2 separate regions of the Mus musculus genome follow, and region 1 is linked to region 2. Evidence: chromatin loops called from intact Hi-C (ENCODE). Cell type or tissue: left cerebral cortex. All regions are shown on one strand. Links, peaks and the distances in the headings refer to the core of each region. The heading gives the core; the rest is flanking DNA.

The links. Hi-C counts contacts between places; a loop is a spot of excess contacts. Peaks named below come from ENCODE experiments on the same cell type or tissue, not always from the same donor. Only the 100,000 strongest peaks of a DNase experiment are listed, where the experiment ranks them.
Region 1: it touches region 2 in a loop (4-fold over the local background); 6 of 42 quality-filtered maps call a loop at or near these places.

Annotation. Positions count from the first base shown.
Region 1 is chr8:57,311,723-57,326,788 of GRCm38, forward strand. It overlaps Hand2 (heart and neural crest derivatives expressed 2), which reads left to right and starts at 9,261. Exons shown (of 2, transcript NM_010402.4): 1 at 9,261-10,739; 2 at 12,040-12,795. The coding sequence starts at 10,185. The coding sequence ends at 12,138. Hand2os1 (Hand2, opposite strand 1) reads right to left here and starts at 9,137. Exons shown (of 6, transcript NR_154048.1): 1 at 8,967-9,137; 2 at 8,462-8,566; 3 at 2,793-2,892. In left cerebral cortex, for the core only: no CTCF peak of the experiment used is centred there; a DNase peak (open chromatin) is centred at 8,296.
Region 2 is chr8:56,611,737-56,626,802 of GRCm38, forward strand. No RefSeq gene overlaps it. Among named protein-coding and RNA genes, the nearest start is that of Fbxo8, 68 kb to the left of the region's middle. In left cerebral cortex, for the core only: no CTCF peak of the experiment used is centred there; a DNase peak (open chromatin) is centred at 8,450.

The DNA of each region.
Region 1 (15,066 bases), core at 4,521-12,520, 700 kb after region 2:
GATAAAGATCAGAATGGAGGGAGAAGTTTCCCCATCATGCAGGTGCCTCCCTGTCGAGGGTGGAAGTGAGTTTTAGATGACAGCCTCTTCCAGTTCCAGCCGTTCTTGAAAAGGGGGGGTTGAGGGAGACTTTAAATCATGTTGTTTCTACTTATGCAGGGAGAATCCATAAAAAAGAGATTTATTATTATATTTTCTGTTTGAAATGCAATATTTGCTATTTTTTTACTCCAAAAGTGCTCCTTAGTATAGAGCAGAGTAAATATTACAATTTCGTTAAACAGCCGCCAAGATTTAATTGTCTGTGAAATATAAGGCTTAGGAACTAACTTAACTACTGTTCTCCTGACACAGAAGAGGCTCCCAACACCGAGGGGAGACTACCCCAGAGAGAAAGAAAAGTGAGCTACATGCCCCCTAGCACATGTGTGGAAAAGCCTGTCCTAGGAACTTCGGGAATGGTTCTTGCAGGAGATTTAAAGGAACTCTGTACAAAAAGTCAAACAAGAACAAACAGCTCTGGCAAATACGACAAATCATGCTAGCAGTTTAACAGCGAGGGAGCAGGCAGAAATCCAGCAACCGCTAACACTTACTGGAGAAAATGTTACTGAAGAGGACAGGAGAGAGGGGAAGAGAAGCAGGGGACAGAAAGGAAGCTGAAGAAACAACACTGGTGTCCATATGTGGAATCTGCATTTTACAAATGTTGCATATACCTTGGTGGCTCGGCCAGGAAACTGGAAAGCCAGTGTCTAACTCCACGCTGAGAGCCCTTTGCACAGGGGTTTGGGCTAGGGCTCCGCCAGCTCCTAGCGACCAGGTCACTTTAGTGCGCCCCCCTCCCCACTTTCACCCGCTCCCCACCCCCACCCCTCGCTCCTCTCCAGCAGTGGCCCTGCGGTCGCTTCCACCAATGGCTCTGGGTTCAGAGTGAGCGGGCGGCAGCACATTTGCCCTGGTGGCACCACAGGCACCAGCCAAGCCCGTAATTTCAAAGCAAACAAGGCTGAAATGTTGGATTCGCCTCCATCCTGACAAGATCTACGCTTTTGCCGCCAATTTGTTTTTGCAGCTCTAGTTCAGGGCACTTGATTGAGGAAATGTCGAAAATAGCGGCGAGGGTTTTCCCTAATGAGACCGGGGGTGTTGGGGGAAGCGGTGGCCTTCCCTCAGCACCCGGGGCTCCGAGGTGAGCAGTTAACCCCTTCATGCCCGCATCGGGCGAAAAGGTCTTGGAGGAAGATATCAACCCCTGGTTAGTTCCCAGCGGAGGATCTGTCCTGACCGGAACGTGGTGGACTTGCTTCCTCCAGTCCACTCCACAGAAGGGCATGGGAATGGAATGAGAATTTGGCCGGAATAAAAGGGGAGAGATCCAGCATTCATCCCAGGGCCTGGACCACTGGTCGGTGTCGGTACACGAGTAACAGTTCCCACAACCCCACCCCCACCTCGATTCCCCTGCGTGGGAGTCGTTGCAGCACTCTGAGCATCGCTGCCCCACCACCGGAAGGCCTCACTCGGACCGCTGACTCCCAAGCAGCTATCTCCGGAGGTGAATTTAAAATAAAAGCAACTAAATATTAAAAAAGGAAAAGAAAAGAAAAGAAAAGAAAAGAAAAGAAAAGAAAAGAAAAGAAAAGAAAAGGAAAGAAGAGGAAAGAAAAGGAAGGGAAAGGAAAGGAAAGGAAAGGAAAGGAAAGGAAAGGAAAGAAAAGAAAAGAAAAGAAAAGAAAAGAAAAGAAAAGAAAAGAAGAAATGAAGAGGCAGGAGGAAAAGATGTAAATAATTATTGAGCGCAGCTTGGTATCAGGCAACACTCTCCCTTGATCCTTTTAATCTAGCTCACATCCCTCTTTCATTTCCACCACTGTTTGAATAAAGAGAGAAACTAAGGCACCCAGAGCACTGACCTCGGTGTTGAGGCGGCCCTGGCTACCTCTTGAGTTTGGTGTATTTAGGATGGGTACAAGATAAGCCAGGTCAGAGTTGGTCCTGCCGCCTGCAAGCCAGATTGATTGGGAAGACACTTTCCCAGTGCCCGCAAAGGCTTGAGGTTGAAGGTCTGTTCCTTTCTAAATGACTTCCAAGTCGCTCACCAGCTTTAATGGCCTTCAAAATAGAGTAAAACAACACAACCTGATTGCAATTAGAACACCCGGATTTCTCTAAATCGCCTTTCCACCAGCTTTGAGGGCATCTTTTTGTGCGGAAGCATTAGTTGTGTTGTTAGAGGACACAGACGCGTAAAGTGAAAGATCTGCACCCTGAGAACTACAAACTACATCTGCGTGGTTTCACCAGAAAGTTCAGAGAATGGAAGGCTTGATATGGGTGCAAGGGGGGAAGCTAACCAGAAGGCCTCTTATGAGGTGGAAACACTCAGGAAAGACCTAGAGGCAACAGTGAAGTGTAGGTTCTTCTCTAGCTTGGGAAGGTAAGCCTTTTTTGTCAAAGAGGTTGTCAAATCAAAAGGTGCCAGACCCACATTTGGCGACAATGTGGGAGTCTGGTTATCACCAACATTCATTTCACAGCTCCACTTCTATCTTGGAGAATGGCAGGTTGATCTAGTCTTGAGCCAAAATTCCAACCAGGTTTAAGATCGAAAGCCCGAGGTTTGGAAATGATCAAAGTTGGTCGTCTGTGACTAGCTTTGGAACTTGTATCAAAGGGAATTTTCAAGAGCAGAGACAGTAAAACGGCACTAGGGGCGCTCTCACCAGAGACCTTGACTGCATGAGCCCTACACCTTTGCTCTTTTCCCTGGGGTCTAATCTGACATATACCTTGGCCAATCCGAAGTTCTTTCTGAAGTCACACTCTCCTGTAGACGGGAAGAGAAGACCCCCAGGAGGTGACGAATTGCTCGAGAATGAACTGTGCCTTCTGTCGGCAAAAGAAAAAAAAAAAAAAAAAAGCATCAGTCCCACGGATTTAGTGAAGTCTCCAAATGTATTCGAAATGGAATTCTCCTTTTCCTGTATGCAAACATTTGCCTCCTTTGAAGTTGGATGCTTTGCAAGAAAAATGCGGTTCCACTTTTTTAGTCCTAGGGTTTGGGGCCTGTGTTGACTTAAATGAGCACTCTCACACAAGTATTAAAAAGAAAAGCATTCTCTTTTGGAAAATAGAACAAAGTAGCGCTTCTCCAATCAGAGTGCAGATACATAATCTGTAACAACAAATTTGCCTCCTAGTGCTGCGCATTTCCAGCAAGCATCCTGCCTTCTCTATTTACATTATAACTTTGCTGCCTGCAATTATTTTTATTTTAATTTTCTGTCACTTTAACAGAAACCAGATCCTTTTCTTTTAATGTTTTGTACACAGCATGTTCAATTTGATAAGATGTTCTTTCCTATCCTCTTTTAGCTAGCCTTTCCTTGTTTAGAGTTCTGTATCAGAAGTTTCTAATATTTCTCCCTCTTTTTTTTTTTTTTTTGAGAATTTGTCCCTGTCTTGCTTTATTTGTTTGTGTGAAATTTAGTTTGAAAGGAGATCAGAGAGAGCAGGAGGGGTTTGTAATAAGAGAATGACCGAATGACCCAAAGGCTGATTATCTATCATTAACTGGAGACTTGGTGTACCCAAATTACCAGGAAGACCTCAGTCTGCCGGATCCTTACCCAGCCAGAAAGGCAACCGTGGAATGCACACTCTGAAAAAGACTCATGACATTGCAAGTGAGGACGGTGCTTGAACATATTTTCTTAAAGGAATGCTCCTTCCAAACTCAGCTCCAGTTGAAGGGATAAATTACTAGATCATAATATGTTATGTACAGGTAAAAATCTGTATCCCAGTGCTAACTTTACCAATGTTTTTTGCAACTAGCTTTCTCATATTGTTTCATTAGAACCAAAATTGCAGTTAATTGTCTAAACTCCAGAGAATATTGAGAAATCAAGACAAGCTGCTTTTGATCTGCTAAACCCAGGCCTTGTAAAAATCGAAGTTTGCCATTAATATTGACAATAAAAGTGTTTCTTTTTGTTAACCTGAAACCTAACCTATCCTGGCTCAAGTCCCTTGTCTCTAAGCAAAGACTGTAGAAGAATGCAGGAAAGGCTTGGAGTGAACTGTCAGAGGTTAAAAAAAAAAAAAAATCCATCTATGCCGTGCAGCAAATAAAGTCACGTTGGGGAGTCTTCCAAGGAGTACCCTCAACATGGCAGTTAGAACTGGGAAGGAAAGGGGCTCCAGTCACAAGTCAGTCCTTCAGTCCCACAAATGATGCCTCAGAAGCTCCACGTGTTAAGCAGCCATTTCATTCCTACTTATCCTCAATCCCAGACTGCATGGCATGCTTGCTTAAATCCACTGCTAGCTAGTTCCAAAGAGTATAAATACAAAATCATAGCCATGTTCTCGTCTGAATTCTAAATGACTTGTTTACAGCTTGGAAGAAATAATTCTCTTTATAATTAACTTTTATTTGTATTATTGCGGGGTTTTTTTAATTGCTTATTTTTAAGTTCTGTGAGTGAAAGCCAGGGTCTACCTCTCAAATGCACATCCAGCACTGAAATATTTCTGTGTGTGCAATTCTTTGTGTATGTTTTATAAATCCTGTGGGATGTATTGTCTTATAACATTTTATTCTAAACTCAGGATTCTACTGCAAAGTGGCAAAGATCAGATCTATCATACTTCTTGAGACAAGTATAATAACATATATTATGTTTAATGGTATTATATATAGTATTATCCTTTGCAATGCCAGTTCACAGGACATTTTATGCTGCCTTTAGTCTGAATGAGTATTTTTAATTTACGGATACCTGTCACAGTACCAAATCCTTCTTCATCAATGAGAACTCTCCACATATTTTCCCGTTAATGCAAGAATGCAATCATGGGTTATTGAAGAAAATAGAATACCAACTGCTGGTCATAATGGATAGTAGGATTTTCCATAAAGAATCTAAGGACAAACTAGTGCTTCATTCTTCCATAAGTCTCAGGTTCAGTGACAGGGTTAAATAAAATATAAACCACAACACTTCTGGGGAGTAAAATTGGGGAAAGCAAAAGAGGGAGCAGAAAAATAGGAAAAAAATGTACAGGGACATAGGAAACCTTGACTTTGCTATTTCCTAGGCACAACTGGACTGAAGGGTTCATTTTTTTTTATCATCCTCTCCACAGCCATCCCTGCCTTTGAACCAGCCCCCCCCCCCCGCCTCCTCTGTCTGCACAGATCTGTTTTGAATGGAGAACCTGTGGCAGGGGGGTTTACTCCCCAAATGCCCCACCCTTCCCCCAAATCCAAGAAGAAATTCCTCAGAAGAAAAGAAAGCCACATAAGAGTCAAGGGCACCTTCTCCTGCCCTTCATTTTTTGAATGGGACATAAAAGTTCAATCGACCAGATTCCCTACTTTACAGCTGTCTACTTTGAAACAATTTTGTCATGTCTGTACACAAATACCCAAAAAGAAAAAGGAAAAAAAGGGCTCTCTCAGAGGGAAGCTTTGGCTGCCACTCAGCCCATAGGCCTTGTTCTGGATGTCCTAAAACATGGTGGGACTAAGTGGCTAACATGAAAAGTGACATAGTGCCTTCCCAGGAGGGAAAAGGCCTGCAGGGGATCCTGAGTGTGGCAGAAACAGTGTCTTTGGAGCAGGTGAGGCTGAGGTTTACATCTTCAGTAACAGATTCATTTTCCTGTCACCTTCTGGGTTTGGAATTCCTTTGGGGTTCTTAGCATGTTCTGGAGTTCACTTTGTTACAGGTATTTTGAGGAGTCTTCCCAATCAGTTTACTACCTCAGTTCAGGAAGGAAGGTAATAGGGGGACTTGAAAGATGATGAAGGGAATTGAGTCATAATTCCTGTAAATATAAAATGTGTGTTTATGGCCTTCTGGCCTGGTTCTTTTCAGATCCAGTTTATTTGGAGTACTCATGAGCAAAACACGAGATACAAAATTGCCCTTGCCTTTGAAATAATAAATATTTGGAAAAGATCTGTATTTCCCCTTAAAAAGAGACTGAAGTTTAAAAAAATATTTAGTTTAAAACAGAGCTTAAAAGTCATATCTCACATAGGGCAAAAAATGTTTGCAACGGGTTCCCCAGCCTTTTTCTTGCCCTTTGAGTCTTTTGAGAAAGTGGTAGTAAGAGAAAAGAGACAAATAACATGGACACAAAGTAAATGTTTGAAACTAGCCTTGCCCCTTCAGCTGAGCTTGTGATGTACAGAGCTGTAGATACACCATCAGCCTCAAAGAGGATTATGGACACAGAATCTCCAACACTCCCCTAAACCTGGGCTGCCTTCCTGTGATGATGTGCAGACCCAGGGCCACTCGGCCCTTAGCCTCCCGGGGGAGAGATAATCCTCTATGGTATTCCTCCCTAGGCACCCAGAATGGCCCACAACCAGCGTCATCACAGATCTATGGTGCTTGAGAATTCTAAATGTGTATCTTAAAGAGCAGCTCACCAGAGGGCCTGCTTGTACAGCCCAAGAGTGAGGGAGCAGGCTGACATCTAAGTTAGAAACTATACAACCACATTCTTCCACCTTCTTCCTGATCACCAAATGCCAACTTCCCTGTCACATCACCCTGTTAGTTCCCTCATAATCACCCCCTGGGGTGGGACAGACTTTCTAAACTAGGGACTAATTTAAAATAGCATCTTAGATTCAGAGTTTGCCAAAGCAGCAAGTTTACCTGGCAGTCCGAAATTACGGAAGTAAAATGTGTCAAAAGATGCTAAAAAGAAAAAAAATGAACAATTGCAGTAAGTATAACTCAGAGCCAGCCAACTACTCATGGTAGATACCACCAAAATTTACCCACTGGTCCCCTCTCTCCAGCCACCTACAGAACGCTATCCTACCACTCTAGTCTCTGGGTTTGAGTTCCTAAGATCCATGAAGCTTTAGACCCCTGGATTGTAGTAATTAACTGATAATGGTGCTGTCAGTGAGGAGTGATGGTCAGATTAGCATTTTTTACAGCCCCTTTTCTGTCCCATGTTGTCCATTTCTTTTATCACTTGTGAGGATGCTATCTGGAGCTACGAATCCATACCCCTACTTTTTGTTGTTGTTGGTGGTGGTGGTGGTGGTGGTGGTTTCAATTTTAAAAGCAGGAAGCGGGTTGGGGGGAGGCTAAAAGTAGCACCTTCTGATCCCTAAATCCTGAGGCTGCAAGTGAACAGATAGCTTCTCTATCCCCAGCCCTATCTTTCTGTGGATTCTTCTTCTATCTCCCAACGCCCTGAAAGTCTATTTCCTGAGGCAGCCAAAAAACACCTTTCCTAAGTTTTTTATCTGTGATTGGACAGGACATAATCATCTTACCCAGTCTACCTGTTCCCGAGGCCTAAATGTTTTTATAAACAAGTTTTTTTTTAATGTATCAAATGTCAGAGGCTTTAACTACCAATATTTACTGATTCAGGGTACCCCTCCTGCTGAAAATGTAAACAGAATTCTCCACCACATTACCTCTACTTCTTTAAAACCACTCTCCTTGTACCCCAAGCTGCAGACCCACCGAAGCTGGAAAGCAGAGCCCTATGTAGGTCACTTTGTTCTGCCATCAAACTCAAGCCTCTGAGCTAACCAGCAAGACTAGGTCCAGCTACTCCCCATCCTGAATTTGCTCTGTCTTAGTTGACCCTCTGCTGGGGGCTGGCCTGGAAAACTGACCCCTTGCAAACAGAAGAAAGGCCACAACCTTTAAGTTCTCCCCCTCTCCCACCACCCAGCTCTAAAGTCTTTTTTTTTCCTCCGTGAGATTACCACAGGGCAGTTAGGTCTCAGCTCGGGTACCCTGGGAGCAAGAAGATGGGCTCTCCGATTCCTTCTGATGTGGCCTTCCAGACAGAATAACAGCCAGACAGACTCTAGGGACATGGGAAGGACTGTCCATGCAGGATTCTTAACTTGGGGTTCTCTTTAATGTCTGGGACCAGAGTGCTTCTGCCTCCAAAAAGCGATGCCAACGGTGGGAGTCACTTGTGTCCCCTCTGCTTGCCTCCTCAGGTCCAAGGCCAGCTATCGGTGTGATCAAATTTACAGCCTAAGGGCTTCTGTTGACACCCTATTACACAGGGACCTTCTTCGTGTGAGTGAAAAGAAGAGATCCTCATACAGGCCAGCCGGAGGGTGGTTTTGCCTCCTTCCACTGACCGCCCCTATCCCGCGCTGCTGGGGAATCTCCTAGGTGCCCCGAGGCCCGCTAACTTACAAGTGGAGATCCATTTTCCGTTCTAATGCGTTCAAGATCGCCAAGGCAAGCAGTCTAAACATCCACGAGCCTTCCTCCCTGCCTGTCTCTTAAACGTCCGTTTAATGGCTCCCCTCCGATAACTAAACCTGCTTTCCACAGATGCCCGCTTTTATGAGGGAGGCAGGAATGCAGAGATATATTTATATGTTTGTTCATAAAAACTAGAAAATAAGCTCCGAACACGCTGTAAAAACTATTCAGTTACTTACCAAACAGGCTAGTTAAGCAGGAGGAACACGGATATTCGCCACACCACAGATTCGAGAAATCGAGGTGCCCCACTTTGAAAATCTTCGCAATCTCTGTTAGGGTTGCTGCAAATGAGTGTGGGCACAAACTGAAGGTCTCATCCGCGTTCTCTGCAAGTTGTCATCCTAACTTGGGTCATCCACTTCAGTGCCTAAGCAAACAGGCCACTGCAACTTTGCCAAAGTGTGCCGGGTCAGAGGAGCGCTGGCGCTCTAGCCTGGTCAAAGAGACTCGGCTCACTCCCAATCGCACCTTAATGGGATTCCATACCGCCACCTCCAGACTCTTGTCGCCACCACCACCCACCCCAAATCCCCTCCCCAGCCCAGCACAAAACTATAGGAGACTGTCGGCTCAGTTTTCTGCCTCGGTTACCTACAAAACACTTGAAAAGGCATAATCTGCGTTCCTTTCTCTATTCACCCCACCCCTGTAATCAGAAAAGAAAGCGAAATAATACTGTACCTGGTTTAAGATTCTTCAGTATTGGGGGGAAATATTTTAATAGCGAAGCATCTGTTAAACACTTGCATTAACCTATGGCTGATAAAAGGGTTTTTTTTTTACCCTGCCCCCCCCCGTTTTAATTATCTTATGGTTATGAGTGGACAACCAATCCTAGAAGAGGACCTCGGCAATTAGCAACGTGAACATCAAAAAGTTTTATTGCGGAGAGCGCGAGGCGCCGCCCCCGCCGCCCCGGGATTGGCGTGAGGAGCCTCTGACGACATATATTAACCCGAGCGGCCCTAAAGATGTAGCTGTACATGGAGATCTTGCTGGGAAAATCGGCTTGCTCCCCTCACCGCGTCCAGCCCAAGAGAACCGCCGCCGCTGCCACCCAGGAGCTTCCGCGGCCACTGTCTGAGCACACCCCTCCGAGAGTCCATTCGCCGCTTCCCAGCTCCGAGGTGCCTTCAAGGGCCCAAGATTCTTGTCCGGAGAGGAGAGGATCTTAGAAAATGGATGCGCTGAGACCTCTCTGCAAAGCCTCCGAGAGAGCCTGAGGAGCGAGGACGGACACGTTCCTTACAGCTTTAAAAACAAATCACACTCAAGGACCAAAACAACAACCAAATAATTTTTATTAAAACAATAAGCGCCCAAGAACCCAGATCGAGCTGGTGGGGGAGGGGAAGGGGCAGGAAGGGGGAGGGTCGCACCGAGGTAGCTCCACGCTAAGCTGCGACCCCGCCGCCTCCCGGCACAGCCGGGCCGGCTCCTGCAGCCCCAGCTTGGACTCGCCCCGGATTCCAGGTCATCTTCGGAGTCAGGAGTCCCGTGGCCGGCGTCTGCGGGACTGCCTCGCGGGAGCCGGCCGGCACTTTTGCATGAGCACCGGAGCGCTCTGCCTGGTCGCTGCAGCGGGGAACGCGGGAGCCGGCGCGCGGGCTGTAGAGCTGGGCGGGCGGCGGCGGCCAGCAAGGGCGCACCGTGCCGGGACCAGCTCGCCGCGCCCCATGGGGAGCCGGCGGCCGCGGCACAGCTGAGGCGGGCCCGGCGGGCCAGGCGCGGGCCCCGGGCTGCAGCGGCCCCCTCTGCGGCTGCAGGGCCGGCCCGGGAGCCCGGGGGTTGGGGGGTGGGGGGTGGGGAAGGCCGCCGATCGCCGAGGTCGGAGCCCGATCGGAGGGCGCGGCGGGGCTGCGCGCACGCTGGGGCGCGTGGAGGGCCACGGAAGGCGAGATGAGTCTGGTGGGGGGCTTTCCCCACCACCCCGTGGTGCACCATGAGGGCTACCCATTCGCCGCAGCCGCCGCCGCCGCTGCCGCCGCCGCCGCCAGCCGCTGCAGCCACGAGGAGAACCCCTACTTCCACGGCTGGCTTATTGGCCACCCGGAGATGTCGCCCCCCGACTACAGTATGGCCCTGTCCTACAGCCCCGAGTACGCCAGCGGTGCCGCGGGCCTGGACCACTCCCATTATGGGGGAGTGCCGCCCGGCGCCGGGCCTCCCGGCCTGGGGGGGCCGCGCCCGGTGAAGCGCCGGGGCACCGCCAACCGCAAGGAGCGGCGCAGGACTCAGAGCATCAACAGCGCCTTCGCCGAGCTGCGCGAGTGCATCCCCAACGTGCCCGCCGACACCAAACTCTCCAAGATCAAGACACTGCGCCTGGCCACCAGCTACATCGCCTACCTCATGGATCTGCTGGCCAAGGACGACCAGAACGGAGAGGCGGAGGCCTTCAAGGCGGAGATCAAGAAGACCGACGTGAAAGAGGAGAAGAGGAAGAAAGAGCTGGTCAGTACTAAGGGATCGAGGCTGGTGAGGGACTCGGGGTTCTTGGGACCGCTGTTCTGGTCTTTCCATTCAGGCTGAGAAATTGTGTGCCACATTCTTTGCGTAGGGAGCCAGGTTGTGGAGTAGGGATGGTTTCCTCAAAAGCAAGACAGGAGGATGTCAGCAGCAGAATGTCTTCCTTCGAAGTTGCAAGCTCCTCTCTCCATTTAGGACCGACCTTCCAAAATGTAGGAGCTCACCAATCTCCCAGTCACACTGGCCAGGTCCCCTCATTCTGTGTTCATTAAAGCTATCTTTGACCGCCAACCCAACTTTTCTTCTAAATATTTCTAAAATAAGTTACCTAATGACCTCTCGGTTCCAGTGACTCCACTATTGGTCGCATCCCCCATTCCAAAACCGAGGCTGCCTCTGACTCTAAGAAAACGTTATGCTCCTTCACATTGCTAGGGCACGCGGGAGGTAACGGTAAACATTAAGTACCTTTAACTTCTAGCGTACAAGTACAGCTTTAGTTTCTCTTTGGCAATAATGTTAGAGCGTAAATTCTCCCCTAAGTAATTCGCGAGTGTTTCTAAGTTTATTTGAGTGAGTTTGTGCACTTGAAGAGTAAAAGTTATGCACATTGTGGTCATTGTTATCAACTCTAACATGAAGTTATGCCGAGCCACTTAAAGTGTTCTCGGATTCCTACCAACTGCCGGTAAAGTAATGGAGTTCTGGATAGGGCATGACCAGGAAGAACCTAAGAAACAATTCCATTTGTGGAGATTTTCTCCTTTGCCGCTTGCAGCCCTTTGATTCATGCATAATGGAATGGACTTCCGAATAACCAGAGATTTCAAGGGCCCTGGAGGAGACAAACTGCTGAACTCAATGTACAGAGCTGCTGCTGGCTGGCGGGAGAAACCCAGGCCAGAGCAGAGGGGCTTTTGGATATGGGTTCGCTATTGAAACAGAGGGCAGATTAAGCGCTGGCCTCTGCTTTCTCCCCTGCAATAGCAGGAAGGGAAAAATAAGAACCTAGGCTTCACCATAGCCGGCTAGAAATCGGCCATTTGTTTATAAACTTGCTGACTGGGTCCTTGAGCATCTGGAGAGAAGGCCTCGGCGGTAACCAAAGCACTGGAAACCAGCTTAACTTTTCTGCAGGGGCCGGTACCCGCACCATCCCCCTCTTTAGGTGTTCCCTCGTACCCTAGCGCTCAGTGTCCTCTAGGCCGAGGCGAGCTAAGGTGGCTGGGACTAGGCGCTAAACCTGTCTTTCCATTTCTCTCCCTCTCGCCCCCTTTCTGTTTAGAATGAGATCTTGAAAAGCACAGTGAGCAGCAACGACAAGAAAACCAAAGGCCGGACAGGCTGGCCACAGCACGTCTGGGCCCTGGAGCTCAAGCAGTGAAGAAGAGGAGAGCAGTGAGCCGGGGGCCAAGGCGCCAGATGCAGACCCAGGACTCCCCGAAAGCCCTCGGGCTCCGTTCTGAGGACTTCTTGCAGTTGGATCATCCGGTTTATTTATGTGCAATTTCCTTCCCCTTCTTTCTGCCCGCCCCCACCCACCCACCTTTGAGCATCCGCTCCCCACCTCCCTCTCCAAAAAAAGGTGGATATTTGAAGAAAAGCATTCCATATTTTAATATGAAGAGGACACTCCCGTGTGGTAAGGGACCCCCGTCATTCTCTGTGTGTGAATGTTCCCTCTTGGCTGTGTAGACACCAGCGTTGTCCCCCGCCTCCTTACCCAACTCTTTCCAGATAAAACAAAGTGGACACTAGTGCATATGTGAAGTGTATCTTTTTAATACTCGGCCTTCGGATATAAATATTCCTGGGGGTTATAAAGTTTTATTTCAAAGCAGAAAACAGGGCCGCTAACATTTCTGTCGGGTCGGTTATCTAGTGCTGTCACATTTCAAATGTCATTGTCCCCTAGTCGAAGATGTTTCCACCAGCTTCTTGTTTTTGTGCGCTTCCGTCCTCTAAAACTAAGTGGAATTTAATTAATATTGAAGGTGTAAACATTGTAAGTATTCAATAAACCACTGCGTGTTTTTTTTACAAAAAAAAAAAACCTAATCTTTACATGGGTGATACCTCAAAAGAATTTTGAAAACAAAGCTGTTATACTTGTTTTCATAATATTTAAAATATTCAGAAGTAAACTAAATTATCATAATTGCCTCCAATTTTATTTAAAAAGAGTCAGTGGTTCTCATCCATCACTATGACCTAAGGCTCCCTAGATGAAGGAGCTGTTATTAAAGCAAACTGTCCTGGTGAAAATCCTGACCAAAGGCCTGGGCTGCTCTCCAGTCCTGTCTCTCTTCTTCTTGCCGAAGCTCCCAGGAGAATATCTGGTTGGGAGAAGTGCCTGCGCCTTGTGCAGAAGGTTTAGGTGGCCTTGTTTTATAGGTATCTATCGGAAGCCCTGTGCCTGGTGCTTCGTTTTGTGTTTGGGGAGCATTTTTTTTTCTTTCCTGTGGAGGAGGTGTGAGGAGGATCCAGGGCCTTATTACAGGCATAGGAAATAGTCTGGGGCGTTTAGTTCAAAGTAGAGGGCTTTTATCCAAGTTTTTTTTTTTTTAAGAGAGAGAAAAAAGAGAGAAGGAGGTTTTGCTAGCTGTCCAGATCGGAAGATTCTCACATGAGCAGTGGTGGTGGAGGAGGGGAGTTTTTTTGAAAGAGTCTATGATTAGGTAACAAGGAATTTTACGTCAAGTAAGAAATCGCGAACAAGACCACAGATTTAAAGGGGGGCGAGGGGTTGGGTTAGATTTACAAGGAGCTACAGGGAACTCAATATTAACTGCTCGGTGCCTGAAGTCTTCGAAGCTGCAGCTCTTGCAAGTGGCAACTAACCCCCTGAGTAGCAGCCGCCCAGAACTTCACCCTCTTCCTGGGCTTTGCTGTTCAGGGGTCCTGTACTATCCCAGAAGAAACTTCACCCCTGGCTCTAGAAAGTAAAGAAGCTGAGTGCTATTAGGAACGGGTGGAAAAGTGGAGAAGGCAAACAGTATTTGAAAGCGGCTTGTTTCATGGAGCTCCATGCATAGTAATCTGGTGTTGTAGAGCCTTGCCAAAGGGTTTCCAGCGTTAGCCATCCTTGGGGTGATATTCACACCCTGCTGCGGAGCCCAATCCCTCAAGTGTTCCCAGGGCTCACTCATAGCTTCTCTGACCCGGGTGGTCTGCAGTCAGCCAGCCTGGCCCTTCGTGGGGGGGGGGGGGGGCGGTGTGAGTGGTGTTTCGGACTTCTGCGGATGGCTGACAACAGGAGGGCCAGGGGTTAGAACAACTAGGCCAAAGCGATCTGAACTTTCTCCCCTCAGGTCAGCCGACGCTGGGCCGACCTGGTGGGCTAGGGGCTGTGTTTACAGACACTTGCCTTTGTTTATAGCGGGGGTGGGGAGCAGGGGAGGGTGGTTGCCCAGGTTTTCTGTAGCTCTCTGGATCATTGTCTGTTTGACCAAGCGGGGCTCTCTCCTTTTGCCTGCAGAGAGGCCTTCTGCTTCTTCACTTTTATCAGCTCAGAAGAAAGAGTCTGTGTTTTAGAGGTAGAAGAAAGTATCTAAGAGGGTTCTGGAATAGACAGAGATGAGTTGGGTGACAGACTTAAACGCATCTGTTATCTTCACATGAGCTTGTGTGCCTGCGTGTGCTGTGTCTTCTCTTCTAGGCCTTAATGGAGTCCGGTTTAATCAGCGGTTCTGCTTTATTAAATACTAGAACAAGGGAATCTAAAGACCCTGGTGCACTGTTCCTAGGTGGTCATTTTTCTAATTCTGGCGCGTTTAGCCTGGCGATCCAGGCATCTATCCTTTTTGACTCTCCAGAGCCACTGAGCTACACAGGCCTCTCTCCCTCCGGCCAGTACTAAGCCCTAACGCTGAATACACCCCACCACCCCAACCGTCCAGGAAACCCCAACTGGCTGGAATCCAGGTGAGTTAGGACTAAAGCCAGTAAAAAGCTCCATGTTCCAATGCCTCCGCTGAGCAAACCCGCTAACTGGACTCAGTTCTGAACTAGCTGGACCCTTCAACCTGCAGAACATACAGGCAGTCCTTTCCTCGGTCCCGAATCTAAACTGTCCCAGCATCCCCAGTCGCCTAATGTTGCCTTGTCAAACTCCCATGGAGCGGGCTAGTGGGTTGAGGCGGGATTTGTCCAGTGTGTCTGTGCTTTTTCTCCTCTACACACTTTTTAATTCTTTGTTTAAAGGCGGTGGAGGGGAGCGATTCCACGCTTCTGCTTGTGGGAATGGCTAAAAGGCCTCTGCTTTAATTGCTCCGATAATGTGTCTGCTGCCATTTTGTTAAGAGCAATCACT
Region 2 (15,066 bases), core at 4,715-12,714:
ATATAGGAAAATGGCCATTTATAAAGTTAAAATCAGAAACCCTGTTTTAGGAGGAGGTGTTAAATTTTAAACATAACATGAATCAGCAGTAGCAGCTCCATCCGTAAATTGAGAGGCTCCGTCTGTCGGCACAAGTCAGCCAAAGTGACAAGAAGCAGCCGGAATATCACCAGAAGTTCTCTGTTGCATTCTCTCAATGAAATTAGGCAAGTGAAACTCTATGAAGACCAGCAAGTTGAACCAATGCCAGAGTGTTGTCCACAGTCTCTTGGGTTACACTCATGCTCTTTCCAGGTATCACATGCCCTTTCAAGTGTCTGCTCCTGCAGAACGTCACATGCCCTTCCATCAGACAGCATCCAGAAAAACACACCACGTGTCTGTTCTAAGACATCCTCTCATCCATCTGCTTCAGCAACACATCCTCTAAAAACAAAAACAAAATAAAAAACAAACAAACAAACAAACAAACAAACAAAAACAGTCTCCAGAAAAACATCACATGACACAACTGGGTCTCCAACCAGATCAGAAATTTCCACTTCATGGGTCTCCTAACAGTGGGAGCAGGAGCTGTCTCTGACTCTGTTGCCTGTTTTGGGGATCCTCTTCCCCTACTGGGTTGTCTTGTCTAGCCTCAAAAGGAGATGTGCCTAGTCTCACTGCAAGTTGATATGCCAAGGTTGGTTGATATCCACGGGAGGCCTCTCCTGTTCTGGAGGCAGGAGTGGATGAGGGAGGAAGGAGAGAGGGAAGGACTGGGAGGAGAGGATGGAGGGGAAACTGTGGTCAGGATGTAAAGTTAATTAATTAATTAATTGGCAAGAATACTTGTTAATTAGTTAATAGACTGTAACTAATTTTATATTCAAAATACTCAAAACTAGTTATACTATCCCAAATTAAGTCCCACCCTAGTGACTATGATGTGTACAAATACCACTCCAAGTTCAACCTCATCCCTGAACATCTCAGAGATGGTTGAAAGGCTTTGGAGTAGCACGTCAACTTGTGAGATGTTTTATTGCTCTTGATTTCTTTACAAAGGTGCTGTCATCGAACACACTTACAGTCACAAAGCTAAAGAAACCAAACTGGCATCCTGGAGGCTGAGGCAAGGGGATAGGGAGCTTGAGGCCAGCCTGGGCTACAGAGAGAGACCCGGTTTCAAAATAACAGGTCCTGTTATCTACAGAACTCGCTATCTAGAATACATTCTGTTCTTAGTCGAAATGAGACGCGGAATCTTTCAGCATGGGCTTACCACAGTCCTTGGCACTCTCTAGACACACCTCGACTGATAATTTCTGCCTTTGACCCGACACCTGACTTTCTCCTCAATGTCTTCCTCAGTGTACAGATCAGCCTGACATCTCTAGGTACCTAGCATTAGAAATTTGTCAAACAGACCCAGGCTCAGCTTAAGACCACCCCAGTGAGCCTTAGCCTCTCCATCAGGCACCTGCCTTTCAACTGGGGCACTCTGGGGTTTATTGTCTAAGCCAGGACACCTTTGAGTGTGCTAAAATGACAAACCAGATGGTGCTTCAACCTAACAGGCATAAACTAAGGATGTATGGTTGTCCTGTTCCTGACTGTAATACAATGTGATAAATGCATCTTGGATGTAATGTGTGCAAGGTTCAAAATTTGTTTTCAATCAAAAACATCCTTGAATTGTTTTCCAGTTGGAATCCATGGTTTAAAATAAGCCCTCTGTGATGGTGGGAACATTTATATCATGCCTTATACCTCAGCCCTGCCTTGAGAAGGAAATTCAGTTTTTGGAACTGTGTTTCATAAGTAGTTCCCTATAGAAAGAAATATCATTACTATGAGTTTCAGAAATACCATACTCAATTGAGAATGATATTGAAATAAGAGTTGTAACTAACTTGTAGCTTATTCTTCATTGTGTTTCTTCAGCAGAGAACTTTTCCTTCACGTCATTAGCATTTACCAGATCTTCTCAAGAGGTGACTGTCTTTTCTCTTCCTTCTTTCCTTTTTCAGTAAAAAATAAAACCTTTCTGAAGATGGAGACTATTATTTTCTCATAAGTAACTGCATGTCTCAAGGTTAGGGTTAAGAATTGAAATTGTGATTTATTGTAATATCAGTTAGAGGGGCCACCTTGAAAGTAAGAAATAAAATGTATGTACAAATACTATACTCTGTTTAAAATGGCAAGTAGTACAATATTGGTGGTTTTCTTTTGTTCACAAAACAATTTATTTGAATTATATTCCATTAGATACCACATTTCATAAGAGGATTGTATGGATGGAGATTCTGCAAAAAGATAACTCAAATAATTACCCGATAAACCAATTATAACTGGATATGGGGAAGGGCAGGTGAGTTGAGGCAGGAGGACAGCAAGTTTGAAGCTTACTTGAGTTACTTAGCAAGATGCTAGAGAAGAAGGAAGGGAAGAGGAGGAAGAGGAAGAGGAGGAAGAGGAGGAGAAGGAGGAAGAGGACAAAGAGGAGGAAGAAGAGGAGGAGGAGGCAGAGTAGGGGAGGAAGATGGGGGAGGAATGTAACCCAGTAACAGAGTGCTTGTCCATGTGAGAGTCTCTGAGTTTGGTCTCCAACAAACTCCAAAGCCAAAGCCAAAAAATAAAATCCATTTATGACCTTAGGAAAGGAGCAGAGTCACCTGGATATAATATCTCCAAGCAGAGTAGTATTACTCTTCTCTTTATTGCATAATAAAGAGATCACATGTCCCTCTTAGACTTAAATAACTGTTATCTAAAAATAAGGATGTGAAAATAGTCACATGGTTAATGCAGAGGGAATCTTAGACTTTGTATTTAAATGATTGCAAATATTTCTGCATCGTGCACAAACATCTTCAAAGAAGATGAGGTGTGGTTTTTGTTTTTTTGTTTTGTTTTGTTTTGTTTTTTGTTTTTGGTGTTTGTTTGTTTTACTCTCTATTATAGATGTAAGAATGAATTTCCAATTTCATTTGGGAAAAATACCTCCGTTCTGTTTCAAAGAAGGATTCTAATTGAACAAAGCACTGTAGTTCCCCAGTGTGAGGGCTTGAAGTCTGGCTAAATATGAACATGATTATGAGTGCGTTTCAATTGATGCCTATGTTTAGTACTTGTCCATATGGATATTACTCCAAAATGTTAGTTTGGACACTAACTCCCAGATTAACAGGCCAAAGTGTAATAGATAAATATATTCATGTAAATGTGAATAAAATTGAGCCGTGGCTTGGTTGGCTCTGTGTAAATTCAGATCTTCAGACCCCTGCTACGATCTGAACATCTGGAGTACAAAGGAATGCGATGAAGAAAAGAGACGAATTACTTAACATAAGCTTGGGGAGTTTGCAGGCAGGTCTTGAATGGACACAGCTGGCTGACTGCCTTCTGAGCAGATGAGTGCCTAGCAGGGAATACTTTGTAAAATTGAGAGCTTGATGTACTGTGGTGGTTAGCCATTAACTGTATTGCTCAAGAAGAGACACTTGCAACAAAATATGCTAGTCAAGTTTACAGCAAGCAGCTCTATCATTTGCACCAAATGTTGCTCTGCAGAATGCTATCAGTACCGTGAACTCTGACACCTAGTGGCTATGCCAAGAACTACAGGATTTTCTTCCCGAGGATTTCTTTCATTGCTGGAAAAGGTTGCCCTAATTCTATTGGCAGCAGGTCTTTTTTTGTTTTGTTTTGTTCATTGTAGCTCTTAGAACAGCGCCCGGGTGTTAGCTGTCGGATGGCGACTGGAGGTACACTTCATTTAAAGATTGTTGTGGTGGACAATGTAATTGAAATTACTGTCTCAAATGTTATGCTGATACAATTTTGTTTCACAAACCAGAGGGAATAACTGAATAGCTTCTAAAGTAAATGGTGAGGTCTATACTGTCGTGTTAGAGATTAAGTGATATACAATATTAGGAATAAGAAATATCCTCACTTACACATTTATTTTATATTTATATCCTCATTATACAGATATATTGGTAATTTAAGCTTCTACCCCCAGATTGCTGGGATTACAGGCATAAACACCACACAGGCCAATTTTAAAAGAACATATGCGCATATGAAATAACATCTCATTTTTTATTCTTTTGAATATTACTTTGAATATAACTTTTTGTGCTTAATGGGCCTACATTTGTGAATGACATAAAAAAAAATCAAAATGTATAATCCTAGGATTCAGGAAACTGGTGCTGAGGCAGGACGATCACATGTTAGAGGCCAGCCTAAACTGCATAGAGAGTTCCAGAAAAGTCTGGCTACATAGAGAAATTCTGTCTCAAAGCAAAGAATCAAAATAAGCTAAATAATCATTATCCTTTAAAATAGGTATTCTAACATAATTTTTATTTTTGAAACTTTATTTTGAATATTATCTTTTAAAAGGAAAACATACAATTATGCTTTAAAGCCTAAAAAGATATAGAATGAAAAAAATTACTGAGTGATCTATCTCAAAGTTCTCTTAAAGGTTCACTTACATTCTGAGACAAAACATTCATGCAAATGGCGTTTGGCAGTCGGATGCCAATCACACCCTGAAAAATCTTACTCTTCATGTTTTCAAACCAATTTACAACTTGATTGATGGTGCCATATCATAGTAACATATTGTTAAGATGCAAACCTCATTTTAAATAGCTAAAATAAAATGTGTTGTTTTTGTTTTGTTTGCACGGGTGCAGTACCCGGGGCGGCCAGAAGAGGGCTGCATTAGATGTCCTTGGAGCTGGCGTTACAGGCTGTTGAGTCCTCAGACAAGGGTGCTGGGGACTGAACTAGGTGGGATTTCCTGTAAGATCAGTAAACATTGTTACTTACCACTGAACCACCTCTCTAGCGCTTATATTCTTTGTGTGAAACTTATTTGTGCTGCATAAAAGGTACACTCTCCACAGAGCTCGTTGTTCTGACCAAATACAGTTTCAAATAAATGTTAAATCAAAAGTGGAGGGCACAAATTGTTGGTGAGTCAATAGAAAATGTAACCATATATGTGGAGCCAAAATACAAATGCCAGCAGGGCCAGGTGTGAAGAAATTAAAAGAGAGTTTAAATTTGAAAAAAAAAAAATGCCTGGGAGAGGGGAATGTTAAATGGGGGTGTGGCCTTGTGAAGGTCTTATTGTCCAGCCTTTGCAAGACACTGGTTAGGAGTGGAAAGACAGAGGGGGAAGGAAGGGAGGGAGGGAGGGAGGGAGGGAGGGAGGGAGGGAGGGAGGGAGGGAGGGAGGGAGAGCAAGAGAGCTAGAAAGCTTGAATTTCTTCTGAATCTAAAACTGATCTTAAATTTCCAATTCTCTAACCTCAAGCCTTCCAGGAACTAGGATTATATGCACTCACCAAAACTCTTGGCCTAAAATGTATTGTTCAGAAAAAATGCAATTTTTGAAGATGGAAGTTACAGTTGATTGCATTCAAAGTCAATGTTTGCCACTCTAAAATAAAAGGAAGTTCATGTAACATGTCCATAAGTACTGCATTTCCATCCATACATCTTTGTGATCGATATAGAATTAATATGCACATACAAAGTCGCGCGAGCGCGCACACACAGAAAAACTGGTTTAGAATAACATTTTAATTATGCTTTAGCATGTGTGAGGTAATTTGCTTTCTCAACTGGATTCCCAGGTCAAGGTCTACAGCGCTTATTTGAACCAGTTACATATCTCATTTTCATAACAGTCCCTGGAGGCTACAGTCACACATGGTTATTTCAGCCTTCATGAAAGCAATACAGTACAGAAGCCAGGGCTGTCATAGAAAACAGGACAGTGACAATTTCAGTTCCTCTCACAGTGACAAGACTCTCTCAGGTAAGAAATTAAAATATTGCCTTCTTTTCATAAGGTTTGTGACCATTTTAATAAAAGAAGAGGATTGTTCCTAGTACATTAGGGATGGGAAATGTATGTGTGTTGCAGGAGTGGGGGACTGTCTGTACTATTCCACTGCTGATCAGTGGTCTCTTGAATAGGACTAACTCTAGCACTAACTGTATAGTCCAAGGGCTAATGGTTACTATGCATAGTTGTTATAAATAATAGTTAGGGTGAATAGTCTGACCAAATCTTTTCATGAACATTTCTATAAAAACCATATTTCAGAAAAGCTTGACATCCGATGTCATCAATGTGCTATGGATATTTGCCTCATCCTGGGAACTAAACTCTGTTCACTCAGTCCAGTTGCCGTGGCAATGTATGTCAAGGTAAAACTAGCTAAGAATGTCAAAATTAGTTTGTGTGACTTAAACGGAAAAAAAATATTGAGAATCGACCAAATATTCACACATGAAAATTATAAAAGTTAGCAAATTACAATCCAACAAATAAAGTCTCTAAAGCTGCAGGAAGACTTTCAAACTGCTAATTCCTTTAGATTATAAATTTCAACATTTGCTGGTTAAACACACACACACACACACACACACACACACACACACACCTCTTACTGTGGGCTGGCAGTTTTTAAAGAAAAATAAATAACTAAAGACTAATAAATTAGTGATTAGCAAAATTCTCATTTTGCTATAAGTTAAAAATTTTGGAAATGAACAATAGCAAAAAGTACAATATATGTAGTTGGAAGTTTCCTATGGCAAATGTGAAATGTATTTATAATTTACCAGGAGCATTCTGGTCAGTTTTTTTTTTTTCTTGTGATGTTTAATGATTTCTGCAATGTGAATTTTTTTTCAACTAATCCACTTATGCTTGAGAATTACAAAGAAAACGCTGTTAAGCACAGTTATCTGTTCTTCCTGCTTATATCACAGTGAGTCTTTCTTTATATTAGAAAAAATGGATTCTGTTCATTTCTAAAATATAACTTCATTTTTATTGTTTTTATGTATGCATCAAAACGTTTTGTTTACAAATTAGAGAATGTTTAAAAGCCAGGCATACTTTTTGTTATCATTTGAAAAGGAATTATTTTTTTTTCTGCAAAGTAAAATTGAATAGCCAACTATCATTGCTGTAGAAAAATGTAAAGTGACAAAGAGAACGGATTATTAAATGTGATATCTTAACTGTAACTGACATACTGGAATTCATGAGCCTTTCGCATATGGTTATTTAAAGTGACATAAGTCTTTACTTTCCTTTGAAATTAAGTGTTCTGGCACATGGCATAAGCCATACCTGATGCCAATATTTAAGCATAGCGTCAGAAACTCTGAACAATAAGAATCACTTACGCACACTTGGATTATTCTTTATGATTAAGGAAGGGGTCCCTTTAACTTTGGTTGCATTGGTCTTTGAGGTATTTCCTCTTTTAGCATCTCTGGTGACATTCCAGAGAGCTAAGCCTGGGGATGGTGTGTGTGTGTGTGTGTGTGTGTGTGTGTGTGTGTGTGTGTCTTTTACAACTCCCTCTTGGGACCACTCCATCTTCCAGGTGAGGCCTGGGGTGATATTAAAAGGAGGCTGCCTGCTGAAGCATTGAAGGCAGACTCCAAGATTCCTGAACCTTATCTCTGCCCTAAATGCCTCCCTATCAGTCTTTATCTCAGACTGTCTACTGGCTGGCGGCTTGGTACTCAGGGTCTGCTGGCTTTCCCCCTGTATCTCAGAAACAGCTTGGCTGTCTGCACTACGTTCCAAGGCTTGTATTCGGGCTAGCAAATCGAACTAGGGGAGAAATATAGATGAAATGTAGTAAGCTATGTGACTTGTAATGAGGGCTGGGCTTCCATTAGTGACTCCGGGGCAGGGGGGGGGGGGAGTGTAGGATGGGAAGGGGGGCTTCCCCCAGTACAGGCACAAGCTGTTTTAAATGTTTGCAGTGCAGTGAGTCTTAGCTTGCGGGTTTTGTTTATTTGTTTTTGTTTGAAGATAGCTAAAAGGTTAACTTTTAAAGTGATGGATTGAGAAACGTACCTGAAAGTACCTGAAAGTATCAGACTAGTTTCCACCAACTCTATCAGAGGATCGGTGGCAGAAATGCGCAGAAGTGGTCTGCTTCCCGGCAGCCTTTGAGAATGGTCAATGGGGGTGGGAGGACCTCGTGGCTTTCAAAAAACAAAAGCGTCTGCTCTGAATGGAACTAGTATTGCTTCTTCATTGAGAACACGGGTTGGCTTCTTGCTTCTTACAGATGTGCTGTGGATGACTACAGTCAGTGGCAGCGTTCTACTGAACACTTCATCTTTAAACAAATGGTCAGGATTAAGTCTTCCCTAAGACAAAGAGCCCTTTGCTCTTTCGTTGCTGAGGCTATTCCTGTTCAACACCAGGGTGGGTCATTCCTTTTGCAAGCGGCTATAATTTTGGCCTCAGCTATCCCTGCGCCCTGTCCTGGCTCCTGCGCCCTGTTGCCTGCTAGACCCTTGCAAATGACCTTAGGAGCTTGTGGGGCCTGGTGGAAGAAACCGTACTTTCTACTTGAGTCCAGCAGAGCAGATGTACCCTGCAGAGACCCCTGCAGAGTGCAGGATGGTCTGACAGTCAAGTGGAGCGCTATTTGCAACAGCCTGACAAAACAGGTGTACAGCCTATGTGTGTCACACGCGCAAGGGTCATTGTCAGCTCTTGATAGTGGATTCTGCGCTCCAAAGCTTGTCAGGTCTGCCCCACCATAAGCCAACGGTTAACAGAAGGGGGCTCGGCGCAAAACTTCCCAGCCTGGAGTCCTTATCACGAATATTTCCACAGAAAGACTCACATACGTGCTTTTAACAGACAAGCAAAAAGCAGGAGGGCGGGGCGGGGCTGAAATAACCTGCTATATCTGCTAGTGATGATTTAAATATTGTCATTCAATCAAAGAATGCAGGAGCTTATTTGCAGATACGGATGTTTCAGGAAACCAGAACCCCTCCAGGTTAAAGTGACTTTCCCAAGGTCACACAATTTCTGTCTAACCCCAAATATCTCCTAACAGTCTCTGACTCCCTAGTAGTCCCTTCCACTGTCCTGCCTCGAAAACGCAAGTATCTTCTGAAGACATCGAGACCTGAACCGGCAATAAAGGACTCACTATTTACTGTCATTGTCATTTATTAATACAATTTCAATATGACAATTTCCAGTCTTGATTCTGGGAATCCCGGGCTCTGCCTTACAAGTTCAGATAAGAGGGTTCTCCAAGGGCAGCTGATACCGCGCGCAAGGCCCAGCTGGTGGGAGGTGGGATGAGGGGTGAGGAGAGGAGTGGGGGTTGGGCTATGGTTCTTGCGCCCAGCTGAGTCGGTGAGAAGCATTCTGTGTTTAGGATTAGCTGGACTAAGAGGAATCCGGGAGCTTTTTAGGAAATGTTCAGGCCACCCTTTTACTTTCACCTTCCCTGAAGCTACTGGGAAAGTGACCTTCGTCCAACAATCTTTCCCTGGAGGAAGTCAGAGTTGGATGTCCCAGTGATTAATTTTTTGTTTCATTATAACAAACAAAACCCTACTTACTCCTCTTCACATTTGAACCAGTGCAAATTCCAGTCAGTTCGTATTCATTTAGCCCCTGTACTTGTGTGAATGTGCATGTGTGCATTTATGTGTGTCTCTCTGTGTGCACATGTATGCATGTATGCGTGCACGTGTGTGTACTTGTGTTTGAATCTAGAGCAGGATGTTGGTAGCCTTCAGATAATTTATTTTGGCAAGGCTGTACCTCATAAGTTGCCCCACCCACCCACACACTTTAGCCTCTTTCCATTATCTCCGTTCCTTTCTCCATTCCCCCTCCTCTCCTCCTTCCCCCTCCTCCTCTTCTCCTTTCCTTCCCTTTCTGAACAGAAAAGAGAAAAACCTCAACCTTCAACTGTCAACTATTTTCCAAACATCAGCTAACGTTCCCCAGGACTGGCAGCAACATGACCTTTCTGTTTTCAGATGTGTTTTTTAACATGTGATGGTTTGTTTGTTATGTCTCTCGGTGAGGGATAAAGGAAGGTGGGGGCCGGCTTATGAATGCCAAGCCTGCTTTTTCTTCCCTCTTTGGAATACCCATAGCAGTTCTGTTTTTATTTTCAAGAAGACTGTTGGTACCAATATTGGTACCCAAACCGAATTTAGGAATTGGATGATTATTTAAATATTAACGTCTCCCCAAGTACAATTATTTTGAACAAATTTTAAAAAAGAAATCTCTTGTAAGAGGGGGACTTTCTGGGGATGTGGCAACTTCTTGATCTTGGTTTTCTTCATCCTGAGTAGTTCTGTGTGTATGTTCTTTTTTTTTTTTTAATCATCCTTTCACCTATGAAGCATGTCTCCTTATGGCATGTTCTGTTTAATACACTTTTAAAATTTGAGAAATGAGAACTCTCTGTTATGTAACACTATTTTATAAAACTAGCATTCCTAAAGATTTAGAAACAATATATTACTTTCCCACTAATAAAGTTACCAGTAATTTCTAAGAGGGTCTGAATTCGATTGAAAGCTTGCTCATGCAGCTGTTCACAAACCAATATAAGTACGTCCTCTCGGTCTCTGACATAGCAAGTAAAATGTTAAAAATGTAAAGACAGTTTAAATCTTGTTCCAAGAAAAAAACGAGTAAACAAAAAAAATCTCTCTGTTAATGTATATGTTTATATACTTATATGTGTGTGTGTGTGTGTGTGTGTGTGTGTGTGTGTGTGTGTGTGTGTGTGTATCTTTTATACCTTAAAAAGTATTTAATTGTTCGAGATTAACTCCTCTTAAAAAACTTTCTATTCTGAATGAAAACTTTAAAAAGCCACTCTTCACAGTGTGTCTGCCATCAGAAAGATGTTGGTTTTAAACTTCTTTTCCTCCATAAAATCTTATTAGGCTGCTTTCATGGTTACTAAGGATTTCGCCAAGAACCTGAAGACTAAATTGCTCTCCTCATTTAATCCGCAGTTTTTATTGCATGAGCCTTGCTAATGGCCCCATCGCGGCCCTTCAGTCTTTGCTCCATTCTCTCTCCATCTCCTTCCAACTCACCCCAACGCTGTCTGCCCCCATGAAGCTTGGAGAAATCGTGACAAGGAAATCATTTCCCCTTCCCTGCCTCTCCCTCTCTAATGGACACTTTATCACTCGGGAACAATCCCTAAGTCCGCGCGGCCCACATGGACGCTTCCTCGCTCCTCCCTTTTACAGGCCCTTCCGCGGTTTTATGATCCGTTGCTGTGGTTGGAATGTTTATAGATAGTAAACAACTAATCCATTTCTTGCCTAATGAATTGCCCCACCCGCGTGCCCGTTTAACTCTCTAACTAGCTCCAGGATCAAGCTGAGACATAGGCAGGGGGTGGAGTGTCAAGCTACCCTGGTTCACTGAGTTTTAAAATCAAAGCTTGGAGCCCTACTTCTCTTCCCGGTCCCCAGGTACTTCTTTCTCCCTTGATCGCCACCCCCACCCCCATTCTCCTTGGCTCTGCCTTACCCGCTCTTCCCGTCCCGGGCACTCTGAATTTTCAAACTGTTGCTGGAGGAGATTAAGTGAAGAGGTAGTTCTTTGAACTTGTTTGAGCTGCCCAACAATACTGACACTCTCTTTCGAGATCCCAGCATTCTGGAGGTGACCTGCTGGAGTTAGACACAACAGGATTTTCTAGTTTGGTCCAAACAACTTCCACAGAACTCAGAAAGAGGCTCTGGACTCTGCTGGAGCGAGTTTTGCAGTGGCCCCAAGGCCACCTGATGAGGGGCGTTAGGCCAGGAAGTAAGCGAGGTGGGGAATTACACCTCTGAAATAGAGAGGAATTCCCAAGACACCTGGAAAACGCGGAGGATCTGCCAAACAACCCTGTAGGAACAGAAGAAACCAACGCCTTGGAGAGGTGCTTTTATGTACATTGTAGCAATTGCACATGGTCTCTGTCAGTAGCGGAGCCTGAGGGTGTGATGACAGTGACTGGGGCCCGCCAAGGGGCTTGGGGAACCCAACACCAGAATCTCCCACAGTGCTGCGCGGTGGGGAGTCTTCTGTCAAGTCTGTGGCTGGTCAGAAAACTTCAGTGTTCAACCCTGGGGCTTCAATTTCCTTAGCGCCCAGGGTGCTGATTGGGACTGGAGAGAAAGCTGCAAAGCACAACAGTCCTACTGCAGACCCCCCAAGCCCCCCCAACAGTGGTGCTCTGACTCTCAGGAGAAAGCTCTACTTAGACAGTAGCCCGAAAGTTCTGCCGATTTTCCTTTATAGGTTTAATATTGGGAAGTAAGCTTTGTCCCACACCATCCAAATGAGCCCCAAGTCTCAGGATCTTTTTTTTTTCCCCAGAGCCTGAAAAAGACTCCTTTAGAAGCACGCACTCTGCAGTTTTGAACCCCCAATTCACACAGGACTCTGCTTTTCTTTATTGTGAGGTGTAACTGAAAATGTTAGGGCATTTTATTTTCATCATCGGTGGACAGGTTCCCCCAAAACTGTGGGTAAAGATTTGCATTTTACATTTGTTCCCTTCCTCCTTGAGATTCTGACATCCTATCATTCCTTTTACTAATCTGGATTTAGTGCTTCCTGTTTGAGGCACTGGGGACACAACTGTTGAAACACACACACACACACACACACACACACACACACACACACACATCCCTCCTTCAGCTGCTGGTTTAGGTAAGTGGATCAGGTTTACGTCACAACCCATTTAGAAGTGTCCCTTAGACACATCCCTGACCACCTGTCTGAAGCTTTTCTCTCCCCACCTAAGAGCTTTATGCATGCAGCTTAAATTACTCCACCCCACCCCCAACACACAAACACACAGCTTTTCCATAAAGTGACCAATCTGCTTAATAACAGAGGACAACAATACCCTTGTATTCCATTTCTTTCTAGAAGCCCATGTTCACCTGCAGGATCTGGCGGTCCAGAGGAGGGCGCATCATCTCTCTTCCAAATGGTGGTGCTCATCAATCAAGGGCTTTCCCGTTTAATGTTTAAATTAGTCCGTGTTCTCTAAGGAATGCTTATCCTTCTGAATCTTCCTTGTCATCAAGCAAACCTCGAGACTGGGAGGTGGGGGGAGGAGCTTATTACATCTGTCCTTCCCTGAGGGAGCAGGTTTTCCTTCTCTAAGCCTGGATTCCAGACCCTTCCTACCTGAGATCCTTCCTCCCACTCTGATCTAGGGAAGTGGGACCCACTTAGGTTAGAACCATAACCTTCTGAATAGTGGCCGGTACTGTCTGGTGTTCCCAGGATTTAGCAGACTTTTGTTGAAAGGGTGTTTACTCTCTCAACTGGAAATCTCTCCACAGAGAAGTTTGTCCCTTGATCAAGGGAGCTGGCAGTTGTATGTGTATATGTACGTGATGGTGGTGGTGGTGGGGGGGATGGTGGGGAAAGGGAAGGGTCATTCTATGAGTTTCTTCCTGCTTCCTTTTCTCCCATTGAGCACAGCAATTCAGACTTAATATCTATCTATCCCCTGATAAAAGAATTAAAAGTTTTCAATTAGCAATAACTGTGCCTCGAATGAACCTCGCTAACTATGATACTGCCACTGAGCAAAGCTAGAGGAGAATTTAAAGAGAGAGAGAGAGAGAGAGAGAGAGAGAGAGAGAGAGAGAGAGAGAGAGAGAGAGAGAAAGAAAGAAAGAAAGAAAGAAAGAAAGAAAGACCCACAAAGGATAATCACATAAAGGCAAAAATAACCCACCATGAGCTGCTTGATTATTTGTTGTGACTTTGTGGTTTGATCTGAACCTGCCTCATCAGAAATAAAAATACGTAAGAACACAAACGTTGATATGTTCTTCACATAGTGTTTGTTCTTGATTCAGAGAGAAAAAGAAAAGCAATCCTGTTTGCTTATCGAAAGGAAGAAGGTAAGTTGTATAAATACAACTTTAGATCGCAGAAGACGCAATGTGCACCAAAAAGGCTGCCTGGCCCTTCCCTTGCAGGAACTGGAAGCTCAGAGTGAATGAGTGAGTGGTTAGGACTTTCCCAGGGCCTCTTCTGGCTTCCCACTGCTGGAATTGGATGGTGGCCCGAGCCTCAAGCAGCAGGGAACTGGGCTCCTTTTATTTGATCATTAAAGGGCCTGGGAGAACTCAGTAAGGCATCAATCCTTGTTCACCTCCCAGGAAGTGCTCACCACTTTGAAAGGTATGTGCACTTCAGACAGGATTCTTTGAGTGTGGTGGGCACATAAGAAGTCTCAGACTTGGGCGGTGGTGGCACACTTCTTTAAGGCCAGCACTTGGGAGGCAGAGGCAGGCGGATTTCTGAGTTCGAGGCCAGCCTGGTCTACAAAGTGAGTTCCAGGACAGCCCACGGCTATACAGAGAAACCCTGTCTTGAAAAACCAAAAAAAAAAAAAAAAAAAAAAAAAAAAGTCTCATACTTGCAGAAGGTGCAATGTGTCCCTCCCACCCTCCACACTTGACTTTGTGTCATGCAGAACACATGTAGTGGTCCAGGGCCTCACGGAACTGTGAATGCATCCTGCTCATCTCCCAGAGAGTTGGTGACTACTGAGAAGAAGGAGCAGGAGCCATGTTCTCAGCCACAGCGGCATCTTGATCAATCTTGATCACTCATCCTGGTCTGAGGGTCAGCAGGGATCAAAGTCTGCAGAAACCGGAAACTGCACATCAAAGCACTTGGCCAACTGTGAAGGATTCCACAGCAGCAATGCTATGTCCTGCTGAAAATTTCAAGTACAAGGGCAATTGCTAAGAGAATGCTGGGCAGAGTATTCTAATTTTCACCTCTTTGGCTTCCATTCCCATCTCAAGCCGACTTTTGCTGAAGCTGTAGTTACATAGCTGTTTTCTCTTTCCTGCCTGTAAATTAAGCTGCCAGCAAATTGCCCTGTAGAATAAACTCTCTCTCTCTCTCTCTCTCTCTCTCTCTCTCTCTATATATATATATATATATATATATATATATAATTAAAATATATATATATATAATATATATATAATTAAAAGAGGAAAATCCAAGAGGAATTATTGTCAGTATAAATAAGCTCATGAGACATTTTATTTTGTTTTAAATTATTTTCCTTTTGTGTATATGAGTGTTTGCCTGCATGTATGTGTGAGTACCATGCCCGATGGCCGAGAAAACAAGAAGACAGATCACCTAAAATTAATCCTGAATTAAGAAACACAAAATCGGGC